5 separate regions of the Homo sapiens genome follow, and all the other regions are linked to region 1. Evidence: chromatin loops called from intact Hi-C (ENCODE). Cell type or tissue: IMR-90. All regions are shown on one strand. Each heading gives the region's core, and the rest is flanking DNA. Links, peaks and the distances in the headings are about the cores only. Region 1 overlaps CHRM2 (cholinergic receptor muscarinic 2). Region 2 overlaps CHRM2 (cholinergic receptor muscarinic 2). Region 3 overlaps CHRM2 (cholinergic receptor muscarinic 2). Region 4 overlaps LOC349160 (a long non-coding RNA gene). Region 5 overlaps LOC105375523 (a long non-coding RNA gene).

Evidence for each region. Hi-C counts contacts between places; a loop is a spot of excess contacts. Peaks named below come from ENCODE experiments on the same cell type or tissue, not always from the same donor. Only the 100,000 strongest peaks of a DNase experiment are listed, where the experiment ranks them.
Region 2: it touches region 1 in a loop (2.4-fold over the local background); 5 of 110 quality-filtered maps call a loop at or near these places.
Region 3: it touches region 1 in a loop (2.9-fold over the local background); 10 of 110 quality-filtered maps call a loop at or near these places.
Region 4: it touches region 1 in a loop (4-fold over the local background); 21 of 110 quality-filtered maps call a loop at or near these places.
Region 5: it touches region 1 in a loop (4-fold over the local background); 7 of 110 quality-filtered maps call a loop at or near these places.

Annotation. Positions count from the first base shown.
Region 1 is chr7:136,871,507-136,877,926 of GRCh38, reverse strand. The region is part of intron 2 of CHRM2 (cholinergic receptor muscarinic 2); the gene reads right to left. Among named protein-coding and RNA genes, the nearest start is that of CHRM2, 6.1 kb to the right of the region's middle. In IMR-90, for the core only: a CTCF peak has its summit at 3,295 (motif pointing right); a DNase peak (open chromatin) is centred at 3,396; H3K4me3 peaks cover 448 bases; H3K27ac peaks cover 2,097 bases.
Region 2 is chr7:136,953,465-136,959,884 of GRCh38, reverse strand. All of the region lies in intron 2 of CHRM2 (cholinergic receptor muscarinic 2), which reads right to left. The region is part of intron 2 of LOC349160 (a long non-coding RNA gene); the gene reads left to right. Among named protein-coding and RNA genes, the nearest start is that of MIR490, 54 kb to the right of the region's middle. In IMR-90, for the core only: no CTCF peak of the experiment used is centred there; a DNase peak (open chromatin) is centred at 3,524; H3K27ac peaks cover 4,065 bases.
Region 3 is chr7:137,003,192-137,009,611 of GRCh38, reverse strand. The region is part of intron 3 of CHRM2 (cholinergic receptor muscarinic 2); the gene reads right to left. The region is part of intron 2 of LOC349160 (a long non-coding RNA gene); the gene reads left to right. Among named protein-coding and RNA genes, the nearest start is that of MIR490, 100 kb to the right of the region's middle. In IMR-90, for the core only: no CTCF peak of the experiment used is centred there; a DNase peak (open chromatin) is centred at 3,121; H3K4me3 peaks cover 169 bases; H3K27ac peaks cover 1,876 bases.
Region 4 is chr7:137,071,029-137,077,448 of GRCh38, reverse strand. All of the region lies in intron 1 of LOC349160 (a long non-coding RNA gene), which reads left to right. Among named protein-coding and RNA genes, the nearest start is that of MIR490, 170 kb to the right of the region's middle. In IMR-90, for the core only: no CTCF peak of the experiment used is centred there; DNase peaks (open chromatin) are centred at 2,898, 3,728 and 4,198; H3K4me3 peaks cover 2,168 bases; H3K27ac peaks cover 4,309 bases.
Region 5 is chr7:136,403,185-136,409,604 of GRCh38, reverse strand. It overlaps LOC105375523 (a long non-coding RNA gene), which reads right to left. Exons shown (of 6, transcript NR_187964.1): 5 at 4,289-4,335. Among named protein-coding and RNA genes, the nearest start is that of MTPN, 430 kb to the right of the region's middle. In IMR-90, for the core only: a CTCF peak has its summit at 3,213 (motif pointing left); no DNase peak of the experiment used is centred there.

The DNA.
Region 1 (6,420 bases), core at 459-5,458:
ATTCCTCCTAAAGAGTTCCTTGGTAGTTAATTAAATAAGAAATAAGAAGCTTGTTTTCCAACATGATTCTGTCTTGTTTATTGGCTTGGCATGAATGAGGAGGTGAAGAACAGCTTATTTGCTTTATTCAAACAGAAGAATCATCAGCATGACTAAGGGTGAACAATAACATCAAGAAAAGTCATTATAACTTTCTTATTCCTAGAGGAGGTATCATACCCGCCTGTTACTTGGGATCATCAGAATGCAACAACATTTTGCAACAATGACAGTGAAATGTATCAGCATTAACATTTAAGACAATTCTCTCACTTTCTCTAACTCCTCCACTAGAGTTGGGAGAGAAGAAGAGGAAGAAGTCCAGGTGCTTGATCCAGCTACATTAGTAATAAGAATCTACACAGAACACCAGATAGAAGAATGCAGAGAGGAGCTCTGGAATCATGAAGATATATATGATCTGTGAAGATATTAAACGAATGAAAGGAATTTAAGAAGGAAAAAAATAAGAAATAGAAAAGAAATCAAGTACTTATTTCTTAAGTAGCCGAGACTGATTTAACTCCAAGGACATATTGTATGCAAATGGGACTGTGTCCCATCTAAACACACAGGTATCTAGGTTTCCTCTACATTGAAAGATGTGCTTCTTAATCTATAGCTGTCTTCCTGAACCGTTATTCATTGTTCACACTAGAATTTGCCTAACAAATCAAAAAGTCTCCGGCTACAGCAAAGCTCTCTGTCCGGGCCCTAATGGAAAATACATATAGTACTATTGGCAGCAACATTTTGAGTTGTACATCCTATCTTCTTTCCTCCTTGATGCCTTCTATGTTCCAGTTCATCAATCTGTTATTTAAAATGTAGTCCTGTGATTTCCCACCTCAGTATCATGGAAGGGGCTGGTTAAAAATCTAGATTCCTGTCCCTAATTCCCAGCCTGACTCAATGTCTTTACAAGAGGAATAAAGTGTCTCAGATACTCAACCTGTGAATTAATCTCTTTTAAATGACTTCTTAGAAGATAGTAGTTATTTAAGTAATTCAGAATCTTATCATTTAAAGCACTATACCTGGTGACATGAATATTGACTTTTGAAAAAGTGGGCCCAGTTCTGCCAAGAGGTCAATATTCAAGGATATTTAGGATTCTCAGCCTCAGAAAAGAGAGGTCCTGTTTTTCTGAGCCCAATAAATACAGATAGCTTCAAAAGACTGCCTCGTTACTACAGTTTTTGTTATGTATTTTGCACTAATCTTAAAAATGTAGATCCTCAGTTTTATTGTTGCTGTTACTCATTGTCCATGTGCTGGAAATTTGAACTTAAAATAGCCCTCAGCCTATGAAGTTGCCTACAGTTTCTTTGATACGATAAAATGGAGGGGTACTGTGGGTATCTATGCGGTTGCACACTATGCAATAAAATAATAGTAAAATTATTTTGAAAATAGAAAGTGGTTTTAAAAATTCCACTTAATTGTGTTATTTGGAAACATCAGGGCATTTGGTTTCGTTTTAAAGAGAAGACAGAAATACAAATGTAAGTGTATATTGCCATCATTTATAAAATATGGCCTCTATTCTCACGTCATCTGTATCCCTAACAAGTTCTAGCTGTTACTCTACTACCAGCACCAGATAAAACCATCCAAGTTGCCTAGCATTTTTATAAGTTAACTCCTTTGTAAATAATTTGTTTTTTAAAATAAAAACACCCATGGCTTCGCCTTCCAAAACATGTTGCTATGAATAATAAGGGCTAAAAATGTCATTATTATTATATTGATTAGGTATATAAAAATAACAGGAATATACTGAGCACCTAGTGGGCACCAGGTGGTGCACATGGCTGTGAGAGATTAAATGAGATAGAGGATGCCAAATATTCATTAACTTCATCATATTATATCATACCTTTTCATGAGTATTATTATTAGTTTGAGGAATGGCTAGAGTATAAGTGTGAAGCTTATCATTGCCTGTTAGTATTATAATAATAATAAATTCCACGAAGAGGAGGAAGAGGAGGAGGAGAATAAAGGGGAAATAAATATATTGGCTAGTATTTATTTAGCATGTACACTGTACCAGTCATTACACTAAGCTATGTGCATGGATTCTTTCCTTGTGCAGTTGGAGGATGAAGAAATGCCTGTGAGAAAGATGGCTGGCAAAACAGCTCTATGAGCTATGGAAGCTCTCACATGGGTTTGATCTCAGGGTTTATCCTAGACTGTTGAGAAACACTGAAGAATTTTAAACAGGAGAACGACATGTTCAGATTTGCATTTTAGAAAGGTCACTCTGGCAATGTGAGGAGTAGCTTGTACTAGAGAAAGACTGGAGAGTGGGAGACCGGTTAGAAGCATATGGCTCTGGTGATAGTTCATGTGAGAGGTGCGAAAGGTCTGAAAAGATGCCCGGATGGAAAGAGGGGGATGGATTCCAGGGAAGCCTCTGAGGGAACAGATTTAACCTGGGGTCTGATCAGAGGGCAGCAGTGGAATTTGGAATGAGAAAGAAAGAAGATATGTTTATAGCATATCAACCTCACTTCTAGTTTGCCATGTATTTAGGGATTAATAAAAATGTGCAGCTTGATATTATTATTCACACAATCATGTAAGTAAGAGTAAAACGTCTACGTTTCTCACCTAACAAATACCTCCACTCTTTCTTTCTCACGCGTGTGTGTATGTGTGTATGTATATGTATATATGTATATATATTTTTTTCTTGCTGGAGATATATATATATATATAAAATTCATGTGTGTGTATGTGTGTGTATATATATGTATATATGTGTGTATATATGTATATATGTGTATATATGTATATATGTGTATATATATACACACATACACACACATGCATTTTTTACATATATATATATATATTCAGCAAGAAAAATGTTTCCATTCTAAAGATAGAAGACTTCCATTTAGAAGTCTTAAAGACTTAAATGTGCAGAATATTCTATCAGACTATCCTCCCAGGGATATCTCGGTGGCATCTCTTTTTCTTCCATAAGAACATTTTCATAACAATGTTAAACCTGTAAGGGTATAAATATCCTTCCCACCCCTTTGCCATAACTGTATACATAGTAAACAACATTTGACATGCCCAGACAACAAATGTATTCTACTAATCTCTTTGCTTAAAAACATATTAATTCAAAGTCCTTCTTGCTTAGGTCCAGTTGAATTTTTGTTTGAAATTGAAATTCTCCCTAAGCTTTAAAACGGATGTCCTTGTCCTATCCAATCCAATGTGCTTCCAGTTATTGAACACCAGAGGGCATCATTCAGTGAAAGCTTGGATTTGGGAGGGAAGAGGGGAGAGAGGGGGGGCAGAGAGAGAGGGAGGGCATGGGGGAAGACAGAGAAAAAAAAGAGAGACAGAAGGAATTCCATTACTAATGAAAGAAAATGAGAAAACTGAGTTTTTAGTGTGTACCCTTATCTACCATGAAACATTACCATGGTAACAGCACCAGTTAAGATGATTGTATATTTAGGTCATAGTATAAAAGAAGGAGCTAGAACATGTGAAGAAAAAAAAAGAGAAATAAATAAAGTAAGACAAAGATATATAAAGAGTGGAAAGAGGCAAACCAACTGGAACCTACCTCATTCTTTGCTAATAGCAGTTTACAAAGTAACATTATACTTTTCAAAGCACATGTGGATAATAAATACTAATTAAAAGTAAATGGGGCCATTGAAATTCAGAATCTTAAGTGCCAACAATCTTATAGAAAAAGAGAACTCATTTAGCATGAAAAAATGGAGAGACAACTAGACTGGGATTGGGATGTGTGTGTTCTTATGCAGTTCTTGGTTAGCTGTGTCACCTTGAAAAAGTCTCTTGATCTGCTTCCTATCATGAACTCAGCTGAATGATATCAAAATTATCTTTTATTACTATGCATCAGACAAAAGAACTTCTGTTTAATAATGTCTTAGTATTGCTGAGAGGTGAAAATGGCATCTGCCAAAATTTTGGTGCCCTCGTTTACCTCTGCCAGAGGCAATCACTGACTAAACAAGACAAGCACGTGCCAACTAAGAGCCTACTCAGCACTGCCTCTTCTTTGCTTAAGGTTTGGAGGATCTAACAAAAACATGCAAAGTTGTATTAACAGATGGGGAGAACATCATTGAACTTCTGAATGCCATGGTTTTGTTTTCCCCAAACACAGGGAAAACAAGTGCCACAACTATTTATAGCGAACCGATTGACACACTATAAGAACTAAGACAGTGGAGTCCAACAAGCTTGTGTTTGAATCCAGGGGCTGCAACTTACTAGCTGTATGATCTCGGGTCATTACCAGACCCCTCTGAATGCTGATTTCTTCCTGTAGAAAATAACATCTACTACATAGGATTGTTGCAAAGATAAAATGAGAAAATTGATTGCTGTATTAACTCATTCAAAAGAGATTTAATATGTTTCTTAGGTATGCCTGGCTGTATTTTAAGCAGTGAGGCTAAAGCAACTGACAAAACAGAAAATATCATATGGGAAGATGCTTAGAATAATGCCAAGGACTTAGAATACACACAGCAAAAATACCTGCCTAAGGAAAGGTGACTTGCATCTCTTTCCCCACATACCACCTCCACCACATAGGCCAGGTGAGCTGTGGGATATGCAATCAGTATACTTATGCCATTTATCTTAAATGAGAGAAGTCCTGATGCCTGCTCAATGAACCAAAGGTGGACAGAGTGGGTACAGGAAGCAAAAGCCAGTTGTTAGTAGTCACAAGGTGGACATTGGTGGCTTTCGATACATAGGAGTCTCTTGGGAACTATGCCACGGAGAGTCCATGTCATAAAATCTCAAGCAAGTCAAATATAAGTTTAAATAAAGAAAACCAATTCTTCAAGAGAACTGTGTGGCAAAATGTTTCTGTCAGTCTCTGTCCTATTGAGTAAAGTGGGAAAAGTTTAAGACAGGATTGAGAATGGTGTCTGGGTGATCTTGTGAAGATAATAGAAAGGGTTCGCTCACATGCATATTCTAAACAAAGGCTGACATCAGTGATGGAGGTTGAATCCAGCACGATTATTGATATACCTACAGATTCTTGTCCTCATTTTTCTCTCTCCCATTCCGTCTTCATTTCCCTTTTGTTCTAATTTCTTCTCTTCTCCCTCTTTTGTACTTGTTTTAACTTTACTCATTGTTGTGGGTCAGAGAGACATAGGACTCCTAATTAGCCAGCCTAACTTCCATTGAAGACAGTGTCATTCATGCTTTTTGTGCCTTCCCTACCTGCCAGCAGTCTGGGACTGTTTTCTTTGGATCTCTGAAACCACCCATTCCTATTGGCCCTGGGGAATGGCTGCTCTGGAATTGGAATTGGAAAATTGTCCAGTAAAGACACATCTGGATGCTTGACTATCTGGACTTTCTGGGCAATGAAGGCGATAGGGTCAAATTTAGAGCAATATGTGTTTTTGTTTGTTTGTTTTTTAACATGAAGACAACAGTCTCAGCCTCCCAAAATTGAAGGACCATGGGAACTCACTCCAAAGGGACTTTTACCAGTATTTCACCTGCTAGTTCTTTCCACATCTGACTCTGAAGTTAGTTGAGAGCTGAAAACATGCTCTTTGGGTTCCCTTTTACTGGAACTATGACAGTATTCAAATCCACCTATTTGCTCACTCCAATTTGCCTCCAGGCACCCTCAAGCACCCTTCTACAAACAAACATGCCTCTTTATTTTATAGGAAAATGAAGCATCTTTCAGACAGTCTAGCCCTGGGAATTTGGAGTCCCAAAACTTTCCCCCATTCCCACCCCACCTCATTCACAGAGCTTTATTTTAAAATGGTAAACAGATTTGGCTGGAGTTCTCACCTCTTTTTAGGGTCAGGTTAAATTTTTTAAGTTTTAATTGGCATTATTGTCTAGCCCAGGAAAGCAAATAGAGTCAATAGGAAGTTGCTTATCCATTGTATTGCTGCAACTGGAACACATTTTGATAATAGTAGTAACAATAATAATTCACCTGGCATTAATTTGTTACTTCTGAGTCCTCAGCTGCCAAGCCTGCAAAGCTGGGACATTGTTGGCACAAAATTCTTCCATTCGTTTGACAAGTCTCAAAAGTCCACTTTCTGAACTGCAGCCGAATACAGTTCCCAGCTTAAAATTGTCTCTTGGCCAAGTCAATTGTTCTTACTCCTGTGATCATCAGTGCCTTTATTATTAGCTCCCCAACAATGGCACAGGTATGCCTGTTTGTGGCTTCTGTTTAAAAATACCATCATCTCTTTTTTTCTTATCAATGAAAATGCATATATTTCCTATCATATGGTTGCGCATATTTACCGATTGCTCACAAAGTGCAATGCGCGGCCTTTGCCGCACAATCCCGAGTTCCTTACTCTGGAG
Region 2 (6,420 bases), core at 859-5,858, 82 kb before region 1:
GGCTGGAGTGCAATGGTGCGATCTCAGCTCACTGCAAACTCTGCCTCCCAGGTTCAAGCGATTCTCCTGCCTTAGCCTCCCGAGTAGCTGGGATTACAGGCATGCACCACCAGGCCCAGCTAATTTTGTATTTTTAGTAGAGATCGTGCTTCTCCATGTTGGTCAGGCTGGTCTCGAACTCCCGACCTCAGGTGATCTGCTGCCTCGGCCTCCCAAAGTATTGGGATTACAGGTGTGAGCCACCGTGGCCTCCCCCTTCACTTCCTTCTTAACATATGCTTTGGTCTTCTGTCACCCACTTCAGAAATCACCATAATGGAAAAATGTAGAGTTTGGTTTCTGTCTTCACATTCAAGCACATCCTCCACATTCTGTGGCTACTTTTAAACTCTACTGATAATTCTTTTACCAACCTCTACATTTACACTCTTATGGAGCCTAGCATGGGCCTAATGGATCTACAATACCGGAACCAGATGTTGGTATCCACATGTCTCAGGCACTCCTATCTCAATAAACGCATTTCTTGTTAGTCCTCCACTCAAATCACTTTGCTTATCTTGGTCAGAAGGGCATAACCTCCTTTAAAATTCATACTCTGAGTTACATTTTAATGTAAAAATTACTATAGCAGAAGATATACATTCATTTGTAAGTATATAGATTTATTGGTGGGTAAATTCTCAAACTATTTTTAATTGAAGGATGTATCTAGAGAGCACTATTAGAGGATAGAAGCTAAGGAGAGGAAGGAGATAAGAGAAAGGTGAAGATGACTTGGGTCACCATTGTTCACATGATATTGGTGCCTATCCCAGAAGAGGTTCAGAGTCTCCAGGGCAGAAACATAAAAATAGCCTCTCAGCCATCTTTTCAGACATCTCTAAAAGCTAAGGAAGAGACAAACTGGTGGGCCTCAGAGAGACCATACCGAGGGGCATATGCTCAAATTTTTCAAACTTGGAATAGTAATATTACTGTCAACTGAAGAGGTAATCACTTGTATTGTGGACAGAGCTGGTGATCCATTTACTTCCTACTGCCATTTAAAAACTAATTTGTGTAATTTGAAGTCTCATTTAATCTCCAGCACTTCCTTACCCATTCTTACTCTCAACAGATGATGCTGGCTAGACATGGTGGCTCACACCTGTAATCCCAGCACTGTGGGAGGCTGAGGCAGGTGGATGGCTTTAGCTCAGGAATTTGAGACTAGCCTGGGCAACATGGTGAAACTCCATCTCTATAGAAAATACAAAAATTACCTGGGCATGGTAGCACACTCCTGTATTCCCAGTTTCTCAGGGGTCTGAGGTGAGAGGATGGCTTTAGCCCCGGGAGGTAGAGGTGGCAGTGAGCTGTAATCGCCCCACTGCACTCCAGCCTGGGCAACAGAATAAAACGCTGTCTCAGAAAAAAAAAAAAAAAAAAAAAAAGATGACACTGCTTCTTCATTTTACAATAGATGTAAGAATTACAATAGATGTAAGAAGTACAATAGAAAATAGAAGTGAATAAAATAAAGTGCCCACAGGCTCCCATCATGGTATTCAAAGAGCTGCAAGTACCAGAGCCCAACCACTCTGCCCTCGCTGCTGCTATCATGGATGAAGTCATTGTGTCTAAGCTAAAGACAATGTCTCTTCTTGTTCACTGGATTCCTTCTTCTCTTACCAACTCTAAGATGTTGCCTTCTTATCTATTCCACCAGCTGTTCTCTTCCCTCTCAACTGGCTCATTTCCGTTAGCATAAAAATGTGCTGGTAATAATTTGCCAAATTCTCATTAGAAAATTAAAAATTTGAAAAATGGCACCAGTGTAATCAGTTTCAAACTATGTTTCCAAATGGAATAGATTACATAATATCAAGCAGCCACTATGAGTCATTGTTATTTTTCAAAATCAGATGATCAAATGGTAAATATTTAGTTTTTAAACTTCTAGCTTAATTTATAAAGTGTCAAATTTCAGTTTGATATTCTTAGTGAATTGATTTAAAAACTTTTGAATTGATAAAACGTTTTGACTAATTATAGATGTGGCTTCAATAAAAAGTTTTATGTTTTATTCTAGATATGAAGATTTTCTATGCAATAGTTACTGAGATGTCATAATATTTAAAATTTGTTTAGAGAACTCTACAGAACATTTAACATGTTCAGGAAAAATAGCAACTTGTAAACTGAGGGGTGAATACACAATAGATATGTTTATACAATATAGAGACACACAGTGCTGGTATGTACCTTGTGGCTTTTTCAGATACATGTCATCCCATAAATACTCTGTTTGTCAGAGATCCCAACTCGTCTCTCGAGTGTCACTGAGTAATAGTCAAAAAGAATAAGCTGGTATTTTTATAATCTTATGGATGTCATTGCACAGCAAATAAATAGACTGTCATTATCTTTTGTGGGTTTATGTGTTTGTCAGCTTGTTTAACATTTCCAGTTTATTTGCACAAGCTTCAAACCAATAAGTCAACAACTTGAAAATCAGAATGCACTGAATATTTTGCCAATAGTTAACAGTTCCTTAGTTGGTTCCTAGTTTCTTCATTAATGGAGCTATTCTAGAAAATACACACATACATGTGTGCATGTGCACACACACACACACACACACACATATACACTATGACACCTGTTATGTTGATAGGAGTGGGCTGCCCCCAAAAGATGTACTGAACAAAGCACAGAAATTGCCATCCAAATCCTTGGCCTCCTGCCGCAGGTTAGTTCCTGACTTACTGTGCTGCCTTTCCAGCACAAAGTGAAGTGGGGTTTTGCCACTTGGTCTGTAGAGTCAGTCATCCAAGAGGATTGTCAATCCAGGCCAAAACACACCTCCATTAGGCATCTCTGAGGGGCCTTGGAGTAGGGGGAGTCCCGCCAGCTTTCTTGAACAGTGAGTCCCAGGGCTAACCTCACATTATGTCACATGTAGCCTTCAAGCGTGTTTGCTAAGGAGTCAGCGGGAAGAGAGGTCCTCACCCTATTGCATTACACTTCCTCTGGTAAATGGGTGTAATAATAAGAGAGAGAGGAAAAAAAAAACCTTCATATGATCCCATTCCCCCTCCCTGTTCCCTGTCTGCATTGATTTGTTGCTTTAGTTGACACTAAAATATCTTCTTGGCAACTGACTATACAGCTACAGACAAAGGGATTTGAGTTGAGGCTAATATGTCAGCAGTCACCATTTATTTATTTAATAATGAAGGATAACATTTGAATGCTCTAACAATAAAAAAGTATACCAGTAATTTTCAAATCCTCTGGGTAGAGGAAGTGTGGAAATGTGGGTAGAGGCTTCCTGTCTTCTTTTGCAACTGATGCCCCATTTGTATCTGTTTTACATATTGATGTTCAGTAATGGAGGATTCAAAAACCAGGTCTATTTTCAATCCAGGCTTCCTGTTGCTATCTATACCCACTAATCTTAGGTCAGAGTGAAGCATTTTTTCTAGATGACTAAGAGTTGACATTTCCCCTTAAACAGTACATTTATATTAAGGCTCATCTAGAAAACAGTTCAAACAGAAAATAAATAGTACATTAAAAAGAATGTATAAAAACCAAGGAGGAATCAAAACAAAAAGACCGCTGACTAACAATTCTTTCTTGCTCTCTCATAAAGTCCATATTTTATATTCCATGCCATTCCAAAGTCCTGAAATAACTCCATCCTTCTGTGAGATCACCTTGTTTGTCTTGTTCAAAATTATTTTTAAATTTTATTCTCTATGTTGTAATATGATACAATTATAGTATCTCTCTTTTCCCCTATTAAAAATATACATCAGAGTGAACTGGAATCTAATATTTTTCCTTCTGAGTTACTTCTAACTCTGGGAGTAGTATAAGGATGAGGGAAGTTACTCAGTAAATATCAGTTGAAACATTACTACCATTTATTCAAGTAGAATAAAATATATTAAAAATAAACAAAAAACCCTCATTATATGTGCAGACAACAAGTAGTTAATGAGCATATGGTGATTTATAACACTTTGCATAAATAATGTATGCTTAAGATGCCAAGTTGAAATTCAGGCATCAAGAGAACAGACCTTTATTACTTTTTATCAACTTCATTTTATGATAATATTTTTCAAAAATTAGTACTAAAGGGCATAGAGAATGCTCCAGACTTAAATGTGTGAAGATAGTTATTCCAAAATTCTGCAAAACCAACTGCCTAGACCAATGACCATACGTCCTAGTATACTCCAACTGCTTGGAAGGGCAAAGGGTGCCTCCTTAAGCACAGAGAGACAAAGGCCAGGACATTCCTTTTGAAATGAATGGCCAAGCTGGACTATGTTCTGTCATGGCCATGGATACAGAGCTCATCCAACTCATGGCTGGAATTTGACGAATAATAGGTGACAGTGCATAAGGTTGAATGTATCCCATCTTATTCTACTATTAGAATTGGCACTTTACCATTGGGAAATAATTAGGAGCCAGGTAGAATGTGAAAACCCGAGGACAAGAGTATTCCAAGGAAGTAAACAAATGCTAAGTTGAAGCCCCAGAGTAATAGTACTAAAGGTGCCATTTTCACTCATAACATTATTATTCAGATCAGCAGCATGCTTCATAAGAATTGAGTTATTTAATGCACTAATATGAATGGATTATAAAATACTTTGGCTAGTAAAGGAAGCAGTCAGGATGCATTTCAAAATCATGAGAAAGAAGGAGGAGAGGTGAATATTTTACTCAAAAGGAGTTGCCCAATGTGAAAGAAAACACGAACTTTTAAAACTCTTTTACGGCTCATTTATCCTACCATCTACAACACAACTATGCGAGAATGTCCTTAAGAAACCAAGAAAGGAAAGTGCAGCACTTAGGGTATAGTACTAGTAGGGGTATTAATACCATTAGGCCCAAAGTGGGAAGAGGAGGGGATTCCTGGAACCAGGAATATAGGTCTGTGTTGAGGAATGTCTGCCAAGAGCTGTGGTCTTTAGCAGAGGGAGGCAACAATCTATAGTGATCTCCCAGAAGGGGTAGTGAGGTTATGAATATCTTAATCCAACTGTCCTCTTGTCTCTTGATCATCTTCTGATGCTTCCCATTGGTTGAACCCAACTGGCAGCTACGAGGATGGAAGAATCCATGGATGTAGTCAAGATCATTCAGCTTCCTGGGCTCCAATCACAGTTAAAGAGTGGAGAATAAAATACATCCAGTGCCCCTACCTTTTCAAAAGTCTTTCATATTTTTTCTGTATTTTGATCTTTCTACATTGTTTATAGTTCCATGAACTCACTGTTCATGAGGGAGAAATAAACAGAAAGGGAGTTCAGGTAGAGAATCCATTGAATATGAAGAGGAGACATGCAAGGTTTGTCAACAGAAATAAAATAAACTATGTTATTAAGTTTAGAAGATAATCTACAATTTAGTAAGATCTTAGAGAAAGACAGGTAATATGGAGGAAGAAATCGACAGAATCATGAAATAACTTACTTTCTTTTGATCCTAAAAATGAGATGAGGATAACATGTGGAGAGAATGGTGAAAGTTTGAGATTTCACACAAAGCTAAACACATGTGTGTACCTACTTTATTTGCTCAGACAACAGACCACCAACTTTTTAAAATAATGGCATTGTGGAGGGGAAAAATACACACATATATAAATGTATAGGTATAGGTATATGCATATGTATATAATGCATATGTATGTGTATAAAGAATGAGGAGAGAAGAATCTAGATGGCCTTGGATCATTTCCTCTTCCCTTTTGGTAGCTTATCAAGGTGTCAGCTCACTCTTACCTCAAAGGAAGAACACAAAGTTCTGGACTGATATAAGCATCTGAGCCCTGGAGGCTCTTCTCATAATAAACAGGCCATTCCTCTACCTAGATTCATAGTCCACCAGTCCAGCTCTGGCCCAAGATCTCCTCTCACCATGGTAAGAGGATGGATAGGAAAATGTCCTAATGCATGTGCCAGTCAGAGGCAGTGCTGTGCTGCTTGGATTAGTCTTCTTGCCTCCATGGTTAGTGTTGCTGGACCTTCTCTGAGGACAAGTGGGGTACAACTAGGAGCCAACAGATACTGCCTTTCTGATGCTGCATTGCCTTCTCCTGTTGTGCTTTGTCCGTCTGAAATATATTTGTTTTTTTTTTTCATTAAATTTTAAGGCATAGGATGCCTGCTCTGCATAAGAAATTTTTGGTTTGCATGTCTGTTTCAGCCACTGTCTATGAGCTCTCGGAGGAAAAAGTCACATCCATCTTTTTCATCTTCACTGCCTGTCAGTAGAATGCACGTAACAGGCATTCAGTGAATGTTTGTTGAATGAGTAATTTGGCATGTGGCATAACTTAATGTCCCATGGCTGTGAAATTTTACTAACTATGGGTTTCTAAGGATAGACAAAATAAATTAAAGTACT
Region 3 (6,420 bases), core at 830-5,829, 130 kb before region 1:
ACTGCTCACTCACACATTTCTCCTTCTGACCTGATATGACTAAGTCCAACACCCCAACATTGAGTTGGGACCTTGGTTTAGACCACAGAGTGAAAATCATTGTGTCCAGGACAATACTGGGGCTTTGGGCAGGAGACATTCACAATAAGCTAGGGAGTCAGTAAGTAGGGTTCTGCACATGAAAATATGTGACATTTAAGATTCAAAAAATTGTCTTAAAATTAATCTTCATAAAACATATCACCATGTGAATTAATGAATAGATTCCCATGTAAGTATTCACATCAGTGGACAAAAAAAGTTCTAAATATTGACAATGACAGATTTTTCTGAATTGTTACAGAGAAAATTAATATAATTAAAAAATAAACTGATATACATTTAGATAAAAGCGGAGAATTATATAAAAAACAAATGGAATTTTCTTCACACACTGCTGAGGTCAGGCAGGATGCCTGATGTATGATGAATGCTTTTGTAGGTGAATTTCTAATGTAATAAGCTAATAATGAATTATCAATACATAAGTAATCTAAGTTTTGGGATTTTTGCGTGTTATTTTATTTAATTCTCACAATAGCCCTGAAAAGAATGACTATTATCTTTTCCAGTTGTACAGATGATAATGATAACAGACCCAGCAAGTGCTGTGATTCAAATTTAGGTCTCTCTGACTCCTGGACCATGTCATTTCCACAATATTACACAATGGCATAAAACCTGCCCCATTAAAAATGTTTTCTAGAAGAAATAGAAAAGTCAAGAAAAAACGAATCCATGGTTGATAACAGCTGAAATCCAGTGACAGAGAAGACATGTAATTGTATAAAAAAATTTGAGAACAAGAAGAAAGTTTGGAAATGAAGAGGAATTCACCTAATGTTTAATTTATACTTGTTTCTATTTCTTTAATTTTTGTTTTAAAAATGTAATCTTAGTATACATGCTTCCTACAGATTTTTTAATTCTGCTGCTATTTGAACACATTATCAAAAAATGGCAGAGTTCTTTGGCGTTTCTTGCCCACCTTTCAACCATTAAGATCTCAAAAGTAGCATATTCACTTAGCAAGTAACAGTGATAAGATAATGAGCCTTATCAATGTTGGCTCAAATGACCAAAACTGATAGAATAGTGATAAGGCCCATGTTAGCCTTCAAATTTTGTATATGAGGGCTAAACACCATAGAATGTCTTTAGAGAATTACAAGTTTACTACAACAATATTATGTTTAGATACATAGCTTTCAGTACAAATTATTACTAAAGAAAACATAAAAAATATAATGATCATGCAAATATGGCAGCAATTCTGGGAAATATCAGAGTATCATTGGAAGCAAGGGTTCACCTACTGAAGAGCCAGCGGTTGGTAGTAAAGGATACTTAAGTATTATCTCTTCCCCACCTTAAGAATGAGATGTGGTTATCATTGATGAGAAAGCAAATGAAGCTTATTCATTTTTAATTTCATATATTTGCAAATAAATATGTTGTATAATAATCCAATGAATGACATTCCAGCTATATTTTTTTTCTGACATAGGAGAGATGACCATTCAGGTATATAATCCATATGCTATTGTAGGTCTTTTAATATTCAGTTAATCCCACTAATTTATAAACTGCATTAGTGAATGTGTTAAATAGGCTTTGAGATTATGTTATCAATAATCACTCCTTCCATTAATGATGCCAGAGAGAAAGACATGAAAAAGAAAAAGAGAGAATTGTGGAGAGACTTATTTAAGGATGTCTTGGGGAGCAAAGTCCCCTTTCTCTAAAGAAAGGTTCAATTGTACACAGTTTTGATATTGATGCAGATGGTGATAGCATAATTTGCTTACATTATAATGACCCTTACCAATCTTGAATGTCCTTAAATTTTGCTTACAGATGGAAGCGAGTCCTGGCCTGGGGCTCAGGAGACAGTCCAGCCCTGCTAGCTAGCAATATTGACATTCCACAGTCTGAGTGCTTTGACAACATCACACAAAATGAAGTAAATTTCCACTTTTTGTTTTTTCTTTTAATCTGGTTTTCCTTTGAGCCATGCAACACATTATGAGTCATTGTACATATTTAGAGCTTTTTTATGAGCTCCTGAATCTCACTACAACAGCAGTTGTGGTGGGGGTGGTGGCCGCAAGGAGTAGTGGGGGCCCTGCTAAGAAATCATGGCTCTCTAGCTTTCTTTATTTCAAAATATCTTACTGAATTACTCTTCTGAGGAGATCCACACATGCCCTCAAGGGCTGTGGGGGATAGAAGTGAAGTAGGAATGGGTGACCAACAAAACAGAACACATTCTTGTCAACAAGGAATTTGCAGTCTAGGGGAGATACAAATTGCTGGTGAAATTTCCAATTTTCTAAAACAACAATGGCCCAATATCATGCTAAGCAACAAGGCTGAGAAACCATGGAGCAAGGCTGGTCAGATGTGGTGAAATAAATACAGAAAGCTCCCTGGAAACCTTTCCTACATCTGTATCTCTCTTTCCCTTTCTCTTTTTCTCCTTTCGCATACCACTGGCTTGTATCTGACATTTTTGGTTTTTCTTTGATTGATTTTTTACTATTCTCAAGATTCTGCGTTATATCTTCTTCTAAAGAAAGTACAAAATACTGCTGGTGGGTTTCTGCTTCAGTACATTGAGCCTGACAACCTGTAGGTTCAAAAGCACACAGAAAAAGACAGCCATGTCCTCACCTACACTGAGTTTTTATATTTCATCTGAAAAGATGTGTTGAAAGTATTCTAGAGGGATGTATAAGTTGTCCATCTTTAGGAAATTACAGCATACGGCGGCAGATTTTACCAGATATGCATTATGTACAACGTTTTGGGGGAAAAAAAAGGCCACACCAAACACATACTGCATTTTATCAAGCTGTACCCTTAAGGTTTGTGTGCAGTGCTAGATGTGAGTTGCACTTTTGTGAAAAAGAAAAAAAAATGTAAAAGAAAATTATAGAACAGAATGAAAGTAGCTGATAAAGCAAACTGATCCTCACATCAGTACAAATAGAAGAGAATTCATGACTTTTTCCAATGTAAAAAAGATCAGGATTATGCAAGGACTTATTACAGTGTAAACATGCTTGCCATTTTGGCTGCCTGTCAAACGTAATACTATTCTTAGTGATGCTGGGACAAACTTCCACTCCATGTCAGCCAAGCTATCTTTTCTCCTCTTCAAAACACATCCTAAACACCACTTACCCAAAAACAGTGTCATAAGGGGGAAATGGGTGTAAAAGCAACTTAACTGGGACCTTTGTCCTTGTCACTACATCCATGGCACCTTTTCATTAATTCGTTCACACAATATACAACTCCTGCCAAAAAGGAAGAGGCCTGGACAATTCTGAATAGAATGAAACCTGAAAATACCCAACCCTTAGACTTTTAAAAATGAAATTCCATCTGAGAGAGGACTTCTGCATCCACCTTTTTCTGTACCAAGGATTTGACAGAACTCAAATATTGATGATGAATGTAATCTAGTAAATGGTGCTGACTAAACAATGTGCTCTAAAGCAAACAGCAGCAAAAGTGGAGAAAGCCCTCTGTCTAAAGGTTGTTTTGTTCCCGCAAGGAAGAAGAGTGAAAGGAAAATGGAAGCAATTCTTGGAGAGCTACAGACTGTCTATGATTAGGCAGCTGTATTTGAATCAATCTGTCTCTCTTACCGTCTTGAGAAACTGGAAATTTGTATAGTCGGCTTTTAGAATTTTGTTTTGTTTTTTCCTAAAGTCGGCAGGCTGCTGGTTTAATAACTCTAAATTAGTTAATTCATTGCTTTGAATTAAAAATGTGAATCAAATTTGCAGAGAATTGAGGCTTTTTAGGACTATGATAGAAAATTCTAGAATAAAAGCAGTTGTTCTAGAGAAGCTGAGCAGCTCCAAACAAAATATCCTTTTAGGGATCCTTTTCAATGGTCTATGTGCCCATTGGAAGCTGAGACAGAGCACATGGCAATGTGGAGCTTTGGATAGTAGGTCAAGGACAACTTTAAAGGGAGGAACAAAAGTCAGTTTGGGAGAAGAGAGAAGATAAAGAGGAAGTTAGTACTTTTCCTCTGAAGAATAGACCAGGATGGTTGGGATAAGAATAAGTGAGATTAGAGGCTGTGAAAATATTAGGAGGTGCACATAGAAGTGAAATTTTTTTCAGAGTATATAGAAAACAAATATTCAGATAGCATATCTTATAATAGTTAAGTAGAGACAAGGACACTTAGTTATACTTAGGAATATATATTTATTTTAAGCATGTCTCTACTTAAGGCTGCATTGCTTATGGAGAGAAAGAGAAAGTTGCTCTTTTCATTAAAATGCCTATTTATATGAAAAGTAAAGCAAGTGGATTGTGTTTTGTAGACATGCTATTATTAGTCATCGCCTCTTAAAACACATGCACTGATAAGTATGAGCTTAATGGACACCATCACTCTTCTAGTAGCCATCCTAGAATGTAGGTATAGGGTACAGAGAAACCAGTTCACCCCCATATAGCTAAATCTTGGTTCTTCTAGCTTTTCAATGACAGAAATGACACAGGCCTCATATAATTAAGATTCATACCAGATTCAACGAAGCTGTAAAAATAAAATAGTAATGAAGTGTGGAGAGTAATGGGAAGCAACTATTTTTATTGTTTCCAGTCGAAAGACAAAATGATTGTTTCCCCAGAGTTTGATTGCAGACTATTTCTAGAACTGAGCCAAATGACCGCAGTGTTATCCCATGAAAACTTGAAAAAATGAGAGCAGGGAGAAGATTAAAGTCTTTACTAAATGATCTAATGGCAATTGAGATGAAGAAACATAAAAAGCTGCATCAACTCAGCAAAGATTTTTGTATCTAAAGCACTAATTTAGAATTAAAATAAAGCCAGTTGGTCAGAGAGAATGAAGAGGTTTATGTGGTAAATCAGGGCAGTCAACTCTCCAGACTGCTTGAAATGAAATGACTTTTTGGTTTATGACCTCAGGGGAATCACAACATAATTGAATATATGTAAGATAAGTCATCACATGCTGTGCCCACCCTCTCTTCCGAAGACCTCAGCCCCTTCCCTCTTCCAACACCCTTAGTGTGAGACTACATCAATATTTAAATACCCTGACTCCTCTTTACCTCCAGACTCTCCAAATACCTGTCTCCCATTTAGACTGAGATATAATTACCAAACCATAATCTTTACCTCTATCAGGGAGTATGTTCCATGTGGACTATGCCCAGTGTGAAAGCTAGGATAAAAAAGTGGCATTTCCCTTCTTGAAATAAACCATCTTGACTTGGAAATGTCCTCAGTACATTTTTTCTGCCCCCATCTCTACTGTGTCATCTGACAAAAAGTAGCTAAATTGTGAGTAGTTCACATACAGAAGTATTTAAATACAATTTCCATTCCTATATAATGCCTGAGAATGGAAGATCTTCCAGTAGACAGCAAATGGATTGGGACTTGTTCATAAATCTTCTAGGCAGTGTGGTTTTTCCTTGAAGCACAATTGTATTAGTCCATTCTCAGAGTGCTATGAAGAAATACCCAAGACCGTGTAACTTATAAAGGAATGAGGTTTAATTGACCCACAGTTTCACAGGACTGGAAGGACCTTAGGAAACTTACAAGCATGGCAGAAGGGGAAGCAAAGGCGGCAGGGGAGAGAAGTGCCGAGCAAAAGGGGAAAAGCCCCTTATCAAATCATCAGATCTCATGAGAACTCACTGGCTATCACAAGAACAGCACTAGGGTAACCACCCCATGATTGTTACCTCCCACTGGGTTCCTCCCACAACATGTGGGGATTATGGGAACTACAATTCAAAATGAGGTTTGGGTGGGAACACAGCCAAACCATATCAACAATTATACTACTATCAGCAAAGTTGGTTTAGCATGCATTGTCTGCTGGGTTAGGAGTATACACACCTGGACTTCTAAGATAACATGTTAGAGTAGGATTCTGTGAGTAGTTACTAACCCCAGAATACCCCAAGATGGAAGGAAATAGGAAGCTGAGAGGTTTGGGCCTGGGCCTGTATTTATTCACCTAACTAGTGTGTGTGTGTGTGTGTGTGTGTGTGTGTGTGTGTGTGTGTGTGTGTGTGTGTGTGTGTGTGTATGCATGCATGCATATGCATACATCAAGTATGTTAGTTGAGGAGGAAAGGGTAATAACATATAAGAAGAAAAGAAAGAAAGAATGTCTCTGTTCTTCTAAAGGTTAAGGAAAATTTCTCATAAAGCATCAGTGGAATGTGACAACATGCTGTACAAGGAGAACTTGCAATTCACAAAACAAGACTCCTGTAAGCAATTATGGAAGCTTGAAGAATGGCATTTGATTCTCAGATTCCTCCTTTTGAGGGAGACAGCAGCAAGCCCTACCAGGCTGCATATCTT
Region 4 (6,420 bases), core at 547-5,546, 200 kb before region 1:
AAAGCTTATTCTTTGGGAAGTAAAAAGATGTCACAGCATACCAAATACTTGGCTGAGAGAAGAGTAAGTCAAAGAGAAACATACATAAGTCAGGGAAGAAAATTGTATTTTGAACCAGGAATGCACAGTCTTATAGAGTGTAACTATATTTAGCAACACCTTGAAGGGCACTTCTTGGTTTCATCTGATCTGTTTTGTGTAGGGTTAGGCTCTCAACAAGTCAGACATTTGGGTAGAACTGTTTTTTTCCTAACTCTTCAATTATATAGTTGGTATATCATGAACTTCTTTTTGATCCTTTATGTTTGTTTAAAACACTACTAGATCTGAACCTTTGTGTAGGGTTTGGCTTTTTGCAAATGGATCTTTTCACAAGTGGATCTTCAGGTATTGTGCCGGAAGTTTCAGGTAATAGAAATAACAAGGCATAATTGGACAGATGAAAGCCAGTCTTATGATATGATTATCTAAAGGATTCAGATGTGGGTGCAATTCATTTAAGTGAGACTGTTCATGGAGATTATAAATAAAGGTGCAAGAAAGAGGCTTAAAACTCTTGCTTTTAGATTCAGGATGTAAAGAAATGTTTGTTGGCAAAGATAGCAGAATTGCCTGATGCCCACTGGTAGACATGAGAGAAACAGACTTGGCTGTACCATCAGATGGGGGAAATAATTTCCTTTTATATTAGGTGTTCTGTGCTAGTTTCTTTGTCTATTTGATTCTCTTCCACTGGAACAGAACCTGTTCTTTGACCAGCACTCTCTCACCAGCAGAACCAGGGAGCAGTACACTCCCCTTCAGGAAGAGAAGTCTCCTCTGGTAACTGCAATGTACACATGAGGTGCCCTACATTGACTTCTAAGTGTCTTCTTTGCTCTTATCCTTTCCATTTATTTATTTATTTATTTATTTATTTATTTAGTAGTCCTACCTTGTCTTGGCTTGAGTCCAAGGTCCTTGATTTGAATCTAGGCATTGATTTTTGATATTCCGATCATTCCAGGAAGCTATCACCTTCCTTCTAGCTGAATAAGATGCCTTTTCTCTCTCTCTCTCTCTCTAAGAAGAATTCCGAACTCTCAGGAAGGTAGTAAATTTCCATTAGAGTGAATGATCATTTCCTCCAGAACCTCACAACTTTGAAACAGATTTACTCTTTGAGGAAAACTAGCTTGAAGAAACTCAGAAATTGCTGAGACATTTAGGTAGAATGTTTTTTAACTCTTCAGTTACATAGTTCTTATGAGCTTCTTTTTGATCTTTTAGTTTCTTTTAAAATACTACTAGATCCAAAGCTTTGGCTCTAACAGTATCATATAATTAAGTTTATGTTTGTTGCCTTATAAGAAAATAAGTGTAAAAAGTAATAACTTTTAATTTGAGCCCCAAACTACCTTTGTTTTAAGGTAAGTCCAAGACCCTGTTGAAATACAACTAAAATGTATTCTGAATGTAATATTCAGACTGCTTAACGTATGTAAACAGAACACCATAAAATCACAACATTGGCATTGGAGCTAGAGCTTCCTAATTTTTAAAAAGTATTGATCATGAATATAAGGGAATTTAAACTTAACAAATATTTAAAATAAATAATCAGTTTATTTTATTGCTTAGAAGAAGGTGTTATTTAGTGAAGGACAGTTAGAGAGTTGATTGTTACTTTAGCTTGGGGCTCGAGTTCACACAGACAAATACTAAATAATGTCGGGTATCAGCTCATTCATACAAAAAATTCATTTCATTGTCTAATTGAAGCAAATTTTATCCAAGAAAGGTCAACATTCCATATGTGATGGGGATTATTATTGTTTTTAATTTCATTGAATATATGGTGTCTCTTCAAAGTAACTTCATTTTTCCCCATCCATGCTTGGTGAGTGAAGGGGAAGGCAGTTCACTTATATTCTTTTCTGAATCTATAATCATTTAAAAAAGGCAAAAGTGATGTTTTTAATTAATTGTATAATAAATGCAATTCCTGTATTTGCCAGCATGGCCTAGGGTGCTACGGATAATTGACTGAACAATAATTCTCTACTCCTGCCCTCTTTCTCAGAAATATGCCATTAGAAATGCCCTTTCACTAATTCAACTGTCACCATCAGTTGTTGTGAGGACCCTACCCTATCATCTCTTTGCATTTAGTCATTTTAGGAGGAGAAGAAGCTTATTCTTACCGGTGAGAGTCCAGACTCCTGGGCCTTGCACATCTCATCTATTCCTGAGTACTTAGCAGGCCTGTTAGGGTGTGAATACCTTGTATTCCAGTCTTGATTTCTTGAGAGGAACTTATAAGATCGGCCACACTCTCCAATATTCTTCAGTTCACCTGTTCTGGGAAATATGGACGATGATTGGAAGGGTCAATATGCCCTATTGCCTTGAGTTTAGAACCAGTGGTAAGCAGCTTGAACTCTGACTCCAGGATCTTTGCCTTGATCTTTCTTAGCCCTCCAGAACCAAAGATTCTAGAAAAATAAAGAAAAACCTCCCAGTCTCATTTCCCTAAGGGGCTCCAAAGATGTTTATAGAAATGTACAAGGCACAAATGTCACATACTTTCTATAATCCTTAGCTTCATACTTCCAATTAAGATCCTGCCCCAGGCTTGTGACATTGTAATCCCTGGCAAGAACGAAAAGAATGAAAGCTAGTCTTGGTACCATTGCCACTCTCTCTTCCTCTTTTGACTCTTTCCATCCTTCTTTGCTGGGGTTTAGATGGCATAAAGGTGGCCCCAGGGTATGTACACAGTACTTATCATCTGATGTCTAATAAAGAGAAATTGAGGAGTCATTTGCGACCATTTGCTGAATTTCTACTGGATAATCTTATCTAGTATGAAGTAAATACTGAATTTAAAAAAATGAGTAAAGTAAACTTTGTTTTAATGACTCAGACATCAAAATCTGTAACATTTATAAGCTATGAGCCACCAGCAACACTTTATCTCTCAAGAATTCTTTCTTTATTAGGAACATATAAACTACACAGTGGAATGATGTTGCTCTTAACCTTGAAAGTAAATAGAAGACTTCTAATTTTTTTTAAATTTCAGATCTACCACAAATAGCATATTTGCAAAAAATCACAATGATGATTTATAATTTCTTAATTTTCATCAAGAAAACAAACAGGAGAAGAAAACAAACAAACAAACAAAATGCTTTACAATCTTTCGTATTCTCTTCTCACTTGTTTGCATATGATTGCCCCTTGTCATAGACAGCTAAAGTTGTATGATGGCAGCCCAATACTCACTACCTGAAAAACTATTTTTGACCCAAAAAACTTGCGAAAGTCAAAAGTAGTTGTAACCTCATGCTTTAGTTGATTTGTAAACAGATAAAAACTGAAGTTTTCTGTAGAAATACCAATCAATGACTCATAGGCCATTTTGCATGTGTGTAGTTTAGCTCTCTAATTAGTGTTTTTGAGAACAAATATTACCATTTAATAAACATTCAGAAATGATTAGGTATGGCCATTGTGTTAAGTGGAAAGGCCTTTGAAGAAAATACATTTTCCGCCCCTTCACATTCATGTGCTTCTTTTACCCAATGCTTCCTGTGTCAGATGGGAGTAAGCATAACACTCCATGGATTTGTCCTCCTCTCCTTTTATGTTGGTAAAATGAGGCCCACATGTATTGTCTGGCATTTCCTGAGGGACCCAGATTGAACTGAGGAGTTCACTGAAACCCACAGGTCTTGGGACAGAATGAGGCATTACCTCATTGAACCTTAGCTGCCTGCATGAGTCCTCTGTCCTCAAGTCTTTCTCAGATCATTTCTCAAGCTGGCTCCCAGCTTAGGGCAAAGAGAATCTCCATGATGTGCTGACTTCTAGCTTGCCACAGACACAATTCTACTCCAAAGTCAGCCTGGCATAGTAACATTGATGTCAGGGGAGACATATCAGTTTGAGGCCATACAAAAGAAGAAAAATACCAGACACCATTTCAGCATCACTACAGTAGAAAGTAAGCAATCTGGCAGGGGGCTCAGTAATGGCAACAGTGCCAGAATGTAAGAGATTCATGGGAAATGCTTCCTGAATCTGTCCTTTTGTCCATTTTATTTCAGCTGAAATCCAACACTTTCCTCAGTGAAGTATAGGAAGTGGGAGAGTATAGGAAGTGGGAGGAGTGGGAGAAAGACATTGTATTAGTCACCTTAAGTCAATATAACAAAATACCACAGAGTGGGTGGCTTGAGCAACAGAAATTTATTTTCTCACACTTCTGGGGGCTGGAGGTCTGAGATGAGGATGCCAGCATAGCCAGACTCTGGTGAGGGCTCTCTTTCTGGTTTGCAGATAGCTGCCTTCTTGCTATGTCTCACATGGCCTTTCCCCAGTGGTGTGTGTGTGTGTGTGTGTGTGTGTGTGTGTGTGTGTGTGGTAGGGGGCTCGGTGGGGGGATGCGGGGGGCAGGAGTGAGGAGACAGACAGAGACAGCAAGACAGAGAGATCTTCCTCTCCTTATAAGCCACCAATCCTATCAATTAGGGACCCTCCCTTATGACTTCATTTAACCTTAATTATCCCCTAAAGACCCTATCTCCAAATACAGTCACAGTGTACAATTATGGTCCTGAAGACCCTGTTATCCAAATACAGGGTTAGAGCGTCACATATAAATTTGGGGGGGGGAATAAAATTTGGTCCATAGCAGATACAAAGATTGTGTTATATGACAGTGGTGGAAGAAAATCTTATCTATCCAGTGGAGAATAAGAATAAGGAAATAAAATCAATTGAATGAAGTAAGAAATAAGACCTACTCTAACAATCTGAAGTCGCAATATTGATCTCTGACAAAATAAAGATTTAATTCAGCAAATATCTTATGTGACAAAAGAGATGTTGTATGTTAGTTCACAGAGCAATCAGAAAATAATTGTATTCATTAAAAATGAATATTAACATATCCATCTAATAGTATAGCTTCAAAATATATAAAGCAATGATCAACCCACCTGAGAATTTCATTTTTATGAAAAATTTTATTTTATGCTGTCTATAAAATTCCTTAACTTCTACTGATATATTAATTTTTTACACATGTATTTTTTTTGAATTTTTGAAATTCACTATCATTTTTCAAGTTGGTACTCTTTGTGGTTTGTGTCTTATTATAATTTTGATTTGTGCTGAATTCTTTCTGCTAATATCATAAGTAGATTGTATGCATATGTATTTGTAAATAAGATTTTTCTGAAAAACACTTTATACCATCTTTATCAAGTTTTAATTAAAAATGTGATGCCCTCATAAAATAAATTAATAAAGATTGTCATCTTTTCCTATTGTCTATTTTATTAGAATTATCTGATTACCAATAGCTTAGTTGTGGAGCCCTTTATTTGTGATGCTTCCTTGTTAGATATCTATGTCTCATAAACCTTCTATGGTATTAATATCTTTTTGTTTTCTTGCTTCATCTTTTTTTTTTTTTTTTTTAGACATAGTCTTGCTCTGTCGCCCAGGCTGGAGTGCAGTGGTGCAATCTCTCAGCTCACTACAACCTCTGCTTCCTGGGTTGAAGTGATTATCCTGCCTCAGCCTCCCCATAGCTGGGATTACAGGCCACACAACCACCCCTGGCTAATTTTTGTATTTTTAGTAGAGACAGTGTTTCACCATGTTGGCTAGGCTGGTCTTGAACTCCTGACCTCAGGTGATTCACCAGCCTTGGCCTCTCAAAATGCTGAGATTACAGGTGTGAGCCACCATGCCCAGCCTCTTGCTTCATTTTGAGTCAGATTTAGAAATATATGTGTATGTGTACATATATATATATATATATGTGACGTATATATATATATATGTGACATATATATATAGCTAAGAAATTATTCATTTCCTTTAGTTTACAGCCTATTTGCCAAGAAGCTTGCATGTAGTATTTTTTACACTTTTAAAATTTCTTCTGTATTTCATGTGGCTCTCCATTCTTCTACCCAGTCTTTAATAATTTTGCACTCTCTCTCTTTTTCTTCTCCCTCTCCTCTTTCCTCCTTATTTAGATGTGCTGCATTGTCGGGATAGTGACACTGGTTTAGAAAGTTTCCTGCCTGGCCTGAAGGTGCCTTGGGATTAGCTTTTCTTCCTCCTAGTACTTGTCTATCAGGGAATCACAGTGATGGGGCACAGGAGCATCTGGGGCTGCGCGGGGTTCAGCATTTCAGATTTCAATGCTTATGGCCTTTAGACACATGCTTAAAGTTATAGACCTATTTAGTCTTTCTAGTTCAACCTTATTCATATTGGCCTTTCTATACAGTGGATTCCTCGTTGCATCATTATTTGTTTTCATTCAGTATTTGGCAGGTTTCATTCCTGCTTCTGACTGCCTCATTTCCCACATACAGGAATATGGGAGGAGGACATGTCTGTGAACATCTTTTTGGG
Region 5 (6,420 bases), core at 883-5,882, 470 kb after region 1:
TTTGAATTGACTGACTTACGGAGTTTTCTTGTTTTCTTGGCTTCACACTTGAGCATAAGGATATGCTCAAGATCCTTATCACAGAGAAACATTAGTTTGGGTGTTTTATCACCAATGAGGATGAAAATAAATCCATGGGATATTTAAGTTTCACTAGGCTTGTTTCCTTTCATATTTCTAACTTAGACCAGAGGTTATACAAGGCAGCTGTCCAGCATCCATACCATTAAGGTAGACTTCCCCTCATAATTTTAAGGTAGGATTCCTCTCACTTCTCTCAACTGGAAATGATCTGGATGTCATACCATGGATATGATTACAATGATATATTACCTAATTAGATAGAGCAATATCTCCTGACACCCTATACTTACTTGGAGTTAACATAAAACACTAATATTGTAATTAAAAGAGGCTAATAAATATTTTTTCAAAGGGCATATGAAGAAGGTAATGTTAAAGAAATTGTTTGTATAACTGCTCAACTTTCTGAAGTGCATAAGTGGTTCTTGGCTAAAAATCTCCCCTTAAGAAACTATAATCGATCAGACCACACTAATATGATCCACAATACTACATATACCAGGATAAAGTAAACCAGTACTTCTGCTCATGCTGCCCCTTTCTGAGTGACATTTCTGCCTCTTTCATATTTGAGTCTCTGTCAGTGTAGTATCATCTTCTCCAGGAAGTCGACTTCAGTGGCCACCTGAATCATTAGGATTTCCTTTGCTCTATTCATGTAGTACTTGGCAAGCATTTCTATTATAGCATATAGCAAGTCATGTGCACATTTGTTTACATGTCAGATTCCCTGCCTCCTCTCAGTGTGAGGGGATGGAGGACAAGACTCCATCATCTGTGTATCTCCAACCATAAGAGCTAGCAAGGTACCTGATCTCTGGGAGCTATGGAAGGAATACATGCTGAGTAAATTTGTTACTGAATGACCTCGCAAACTTGGTACAGACTCCTGCTCTTACGTAAAGATAAGAAAAATCCCCTCATCATCTTTTATATATGTTGGTGAAGGGGGTGTGCCTCTGGATATGAGTTTAAAAATATAGCTACATGAATCTCCAAGATGTATTCATGAGGAATCTGAGATGAAATGAAGCCCCAGTTTCCTATACTTTAAAAAAACCCTCCTGCTTTAAATTTTTAGCTGAGAAAGCTATACTATTTACAGGGATTATGCTTCTACTAACAGGCTTGCATTTGTTTTTTAAATAGGACCCTCTATCATTTTCCCTTAGTTAGTTAGTAGCTGTCATGTATAAAATTACCACAAATAAAAGAAGGAGGTGGAATATAAATGTTCAGAGGCAACACAGCATGGTAGGCAGAGGTGAGAAAGGAGGTTGCAAAACACTTGTGTGGTTCCCCAGGGGGAGAGGAATGTAGAGCAAGTCACATCAGGAGCCTAGTGGCTGCTCTGTCCAGAGATATATGTACATTCATGTGTGCATATTATTTTTTTCTTAGAGGTATAATATGTTAGAATCTTTCTGATTATGTACAGGCTTCTGCTACTCATAACTTAAAATATCATGCATCTTGTTGCCGCATGTAGCTATGGCTGGGGCAATTCCTGCAAAACCTTCCTCAGCTTCCAGCCTCTTTTATCATATAGAAATTTAATTTCAGCAAGGAAGAAAGGACAAGCTAGACAGGGAGTCTCCTAGGTGAGGAAGCAAATTAGTGGGAAAGGAAAAGGACATATTCTGGCTCCAAAAATGGAGTTGTTCATCTCCAAAGTGCAATTGAATAGCTATCAGTATGGACAGTGGGGGAGCCAGTAAAGGATTTTAATCAGAAAAGATGCAAGATTGTATTTGCTTCTGGGGAAGGTCCAGAAAACTGCAATACTGGGGACAAACTGGAGGGTGCTGGGCATATCTGGATGAAAAAAGCAAAAGTGATAGGACAGAGTTGAGAGGAATATATTGAGGGGCTATTTAGACAATACTTAGGGAGGAATTAGAGATTTGAAGAAAGAAGGTGTTTAGGTGACTCTCAGATTTGAGCAGCCCCTTATATCATGGAGTCAGTACTTACCGTATTTGACTACTAGTCTAACGAGCCTTCTATCGCATTATATAATGCCTATTCTGACATCTAATTTCAGAATCTCAGATGAATCACCCAGTCCTTCTGTACTTCTTCATCATCAGACAAGAAAGGACAGCAATCTTAAATTATTCTCCCTACTTCCTACCCCCAATCCCATTTCCCAAACTTTTCTCTCTCCTCCAACAAAAGTAAGGTGGGAATCCTTAATCAACATTACTCAATCAACAGAATTAGGTAACCTCAAAACTGTGAGCTCTCCATCTCTGCAAATCCAGGAATGAGGAGGCATGGATCTCTAGGATGCTCACAGGAATTGTGTGCAAGGAGACCTAACTGGCATAAGGATGCAAGATCCCCCCAGTCTTCTCTAGCAGTGGACTGACTGATGTGGTACAATAGTATTTCCTAATGGAAATTAAAATATATGTGAACAATATACTTAATCAAGAATCTCTGATCAGGCTTTATTAACATGAGAGTCAGGCCACCAAAGGATTCTATGGACCAGTGTTAAAAAAAAAAAAATCTGGGTAGGATGGAACCATGCAAACAGGAGACCTGGGTTCTGGGTCAGCCTCTGATTTAGGTGAGCTGGGTAATTAAGGGCAACCCTGCTCTCAAACTTGGTTCTATTGTCTATAAAATAAGGAATTTGGACTCTAACGTCTTTCCCAGGTTTGGTGTTCTGTGCCTCAGGGAATTTCTATAAAATGTTGTTTCATGCTTTCATTTTCATGAACTCTAGCAAATGGGAACTAATGACTCATTCAAAGTAAATTAATTTACCTGGAGTCTGTTAGGGCAACAGAAATAGTATGGTTAAAAAATAGAACTGATATTTTTCTTCCTGCCAACCCAGCAAACATCAGAAACAGGAAAAGGCTTCGCTTAATAGTGAGACACCACGCTCCATGGGGTGTCACAGTTTACAACATACTTCACACGGAAGGCATCGACAAGCAGGGAAAAATACAACTTTTATTTTTTCTACTTGGAATTAAGAGTGTTTTTCATTGCACTCTATGCCCAGGGCTTTAGCGTTTGAATCAGGTGGTACAAAGCTGATGAAAGAGAGCCTGGAGCATTTGATGGCATTGTCTACTTGGGCTCTACAGCAGAACGGCGAATTCTGAGTTCGGCCCTCTAGTGGACACATACTCTTATTGCAAGTTTCTTTTACTAGGAAGCAGAATCACATCTACAACTGCGGGGGATCAATGGGTGAGAGAGAGAGGGACGCCGTTTCACATGATTTGTGTCTGTCACGGTCTGATTCTTAACTGTGACACATATAAAGACCACGAGACGTGGAGCTAAACAGTCCCAAGTCTGAGTGTATCCTAGGTTGGCCATTAGGGAGCTTTGTGGGTCCGGATCAATCTCAGAGTTCCAGTGTTTCCATTATATGAGTGTCTCCCCACGCCGGGCTTTGTTCTTTAAATGGAGTAATGCATCCACATATGCTTTGTGAAATGTAAGTGCTTGCTACCTACCAATTTCTATTATTAGTTACATTCTTAAAATACCTATTAGTTTTTTGAATGCCTAAACCATTTTCTCTCTCTCTCTTTTTTTTTTTTTAACTTTTAAGTTCAGGAGTGCATGTGCAGGTTTGTTATATAGGTAAACTCGTGTCACGGGGATTTGCAGTACAAATTATTTCATCACCCAGGTATTACACCTAGTACCCACAAGTTATTTTCTGTGATCCCTCCCGCTGGATAGTAGACCTTTGTTGGATGCAGTTTGCAAAAATTTTCTCCCATTCTGTAGGTTGTCCGCTTACTCTGTTGATAGTTTCTTTTGCTGTGTAGAAGCTCTTTAGTTTAATTAGATCCCATTTGCCAATTTTGCTTTTGTCCCAATTGCTTTCGGTGTCTTCATCAGAAGTACATGAGGTGATGAATACAATAACTATCCTTATTTGATCATCATACGACATATATCAAGATACCAAGTTGTACCCCATAAATATATACAAATACAATGTGTCCATTAAAATAATCAATTAAAAGTTTTTAAAAATGCAGAAGATAAACTTAAAAAAATCTCTAAATAGGTAAAATTTTATGTATTTGAATAAAAAATTATTCTTCCACATTTCTCCCTTTATCAATCACCTCTCATCCTTATTCAATGTCTTCTCTGAACTCACGATGGCACTATTAAGTGAAAAAAAACTTAGATAAAATTTGAATATTTACTTAAGACTTACCTCATTATTAACTGAAGAGTTAATAAGAGATCTGCAAAGTTCCTGAACTTAAATAAAAACAAAAGTTAATAGTTAATAGTTAAATAACTTAATAAGAAGATAATGCCACCTACCTATAAGAAATCCTCATTAAATATAAAGATAAAAGTAGGTTAGATGTTAACAAATGGAAAAGATAGCTATTTTGATAGTAGTCTTATTTAAGATGAAATTATTTCCCAAAGAGCTTCTCTACAAGTTGCTTAATATCTCTATGGTAAAAGAACCTAACATTTATAATTGACTATTTAAGAGTAATGGGATTATCTAGCCTTTTATCTTTTTATTTTCATTGTCCTATATGTTAACAGTAAATCACCAAAATTATCCTTACTGAGATAAAAACATTATCTCAAACTAATTCAAAAGCAATGAGTAATATGTGTGAAACAGACAAGATTAACTACCTCACTCTAAATATAAACGTACTCGCCTTCTTTCTTCCCAATACTTTCTCCAAGAAGCACACAAACCTTGCTGCACACAGAGAGCAGCTGACTATTATTGCAAAGCATTCCTCTTGTTTCCCCAGATGTGTTTGTGTATCATCTTAGTCTACACAATACACCCTCCCCTTTCCTCTCTTATCACACGTTTTTGAGAACACCTTTTAAATTAAAAAGTATCTTCAGTATTTATGAAATAGAGTGTTATTTTTTCTCTTTGAAACTATGCAATTAATATTCCAGTATAACCAAACAAAGTAGGTGAGCCTTCTGGGTTAGGATCTATGGTAACAGTCAGAAAGAAAAGCCATGCTTAAACTTTAGCAAGGAAAAAGGATGAGGAGGGAGGGCAAGGAGCAGGCAGTGATGCTGGAATGGGAAGGTGGGGTGTAATAATGGGCTGATTTGAGAGTCTGAAACAGAGGGCAGAAGAAAGTGCATTTCGGTGGGAGTGGGAAGAAGAAGTGGTCAGCCCACCCCCTCCAGGAGCCCCATATCCTGGCTTATATGTTCTGATGATACCCTAAACCTCAAGGAGACACTAGAGACTAGAGAACTTCTCTGCTGTGAGCCACACAAAAGTTCTAGCTTCCCAGAGACATTGGATTGCCTTCCTGAAATGCCTATCAGCCAAATCAAGACCCCTTCTACTCTTGCATAACACCATGAACTTTCCTTCATGGCCCTTATGATATTTTAGGTATACATTTATTTCTTTGATTATTTCTTTAATATTTGTATTTTCTAACAGATGATAAGCTTTGTTGCAGGTAAAGTTTTTGCTACTGTACAACAAGTGCCTGGCACTAAATGCTCAGTTAGTGTTTGCCGAATGAAAAAATGAATTATGTGGATGAGAAGGCCACTCTGCACTTCTCCAAGATAACTCTTCAGAAAGACTTGGCTCTTTCTTTCCTGCCTGCTGGCCTCTTATGTGAATAGTAAACCTAGTACAGTCATGTATCACTTAAAAATGGGGATGCGTTCTGAGAAATGCATCGTTGTGTGGACCTCACAGAGTATATTTACACAAACCGAGATGGTACAGCCTGCTCACCCCTAGGCTATTTGGTATAGCCCATTTCTCCTAGCACCTGTACAGCATTATAGCGTACTGAGTACTGTGTATGTATACTGAGTACTGTAGGCAGTTGTAACACATGAAAAGCATTTGTGTATCTAAACATAGAAAAGGTAAAGTAAAAACACAGTATAAAAGAAAAAAATGGTACACTTGTATAGGGCAATTACCATGAATACAGCTTACAGGACTGGAAGCTGCTCTGGGTGAGTGGTGAGTGAGTGGTGAGTGAATGTAAAGGCCTAGGACATTACTGTATGCTAAAGTAGATCTTATAAACACTGTACAAGTAGGCTACACTAAATTTATATAAAAATATTTTTTTTCTATAATAAATTAACCATAGGTTACTGTAATGTTTTTACTTTACAAACTTTTTTTTATTTAGCATTTTGACTCTTTTTTGGTAACAGTTTAAAACACAAATACATTGTACAGGTACACAAATATATTTTTTTCTTTATATCTGTGTTCTATAAGCTTTTTTCTATTTTTAAAATTTTTTTCTTTTCATTATTTTACTTTTAAAACTTTTCTTAAAAATAAGACACAAACACACACATTAG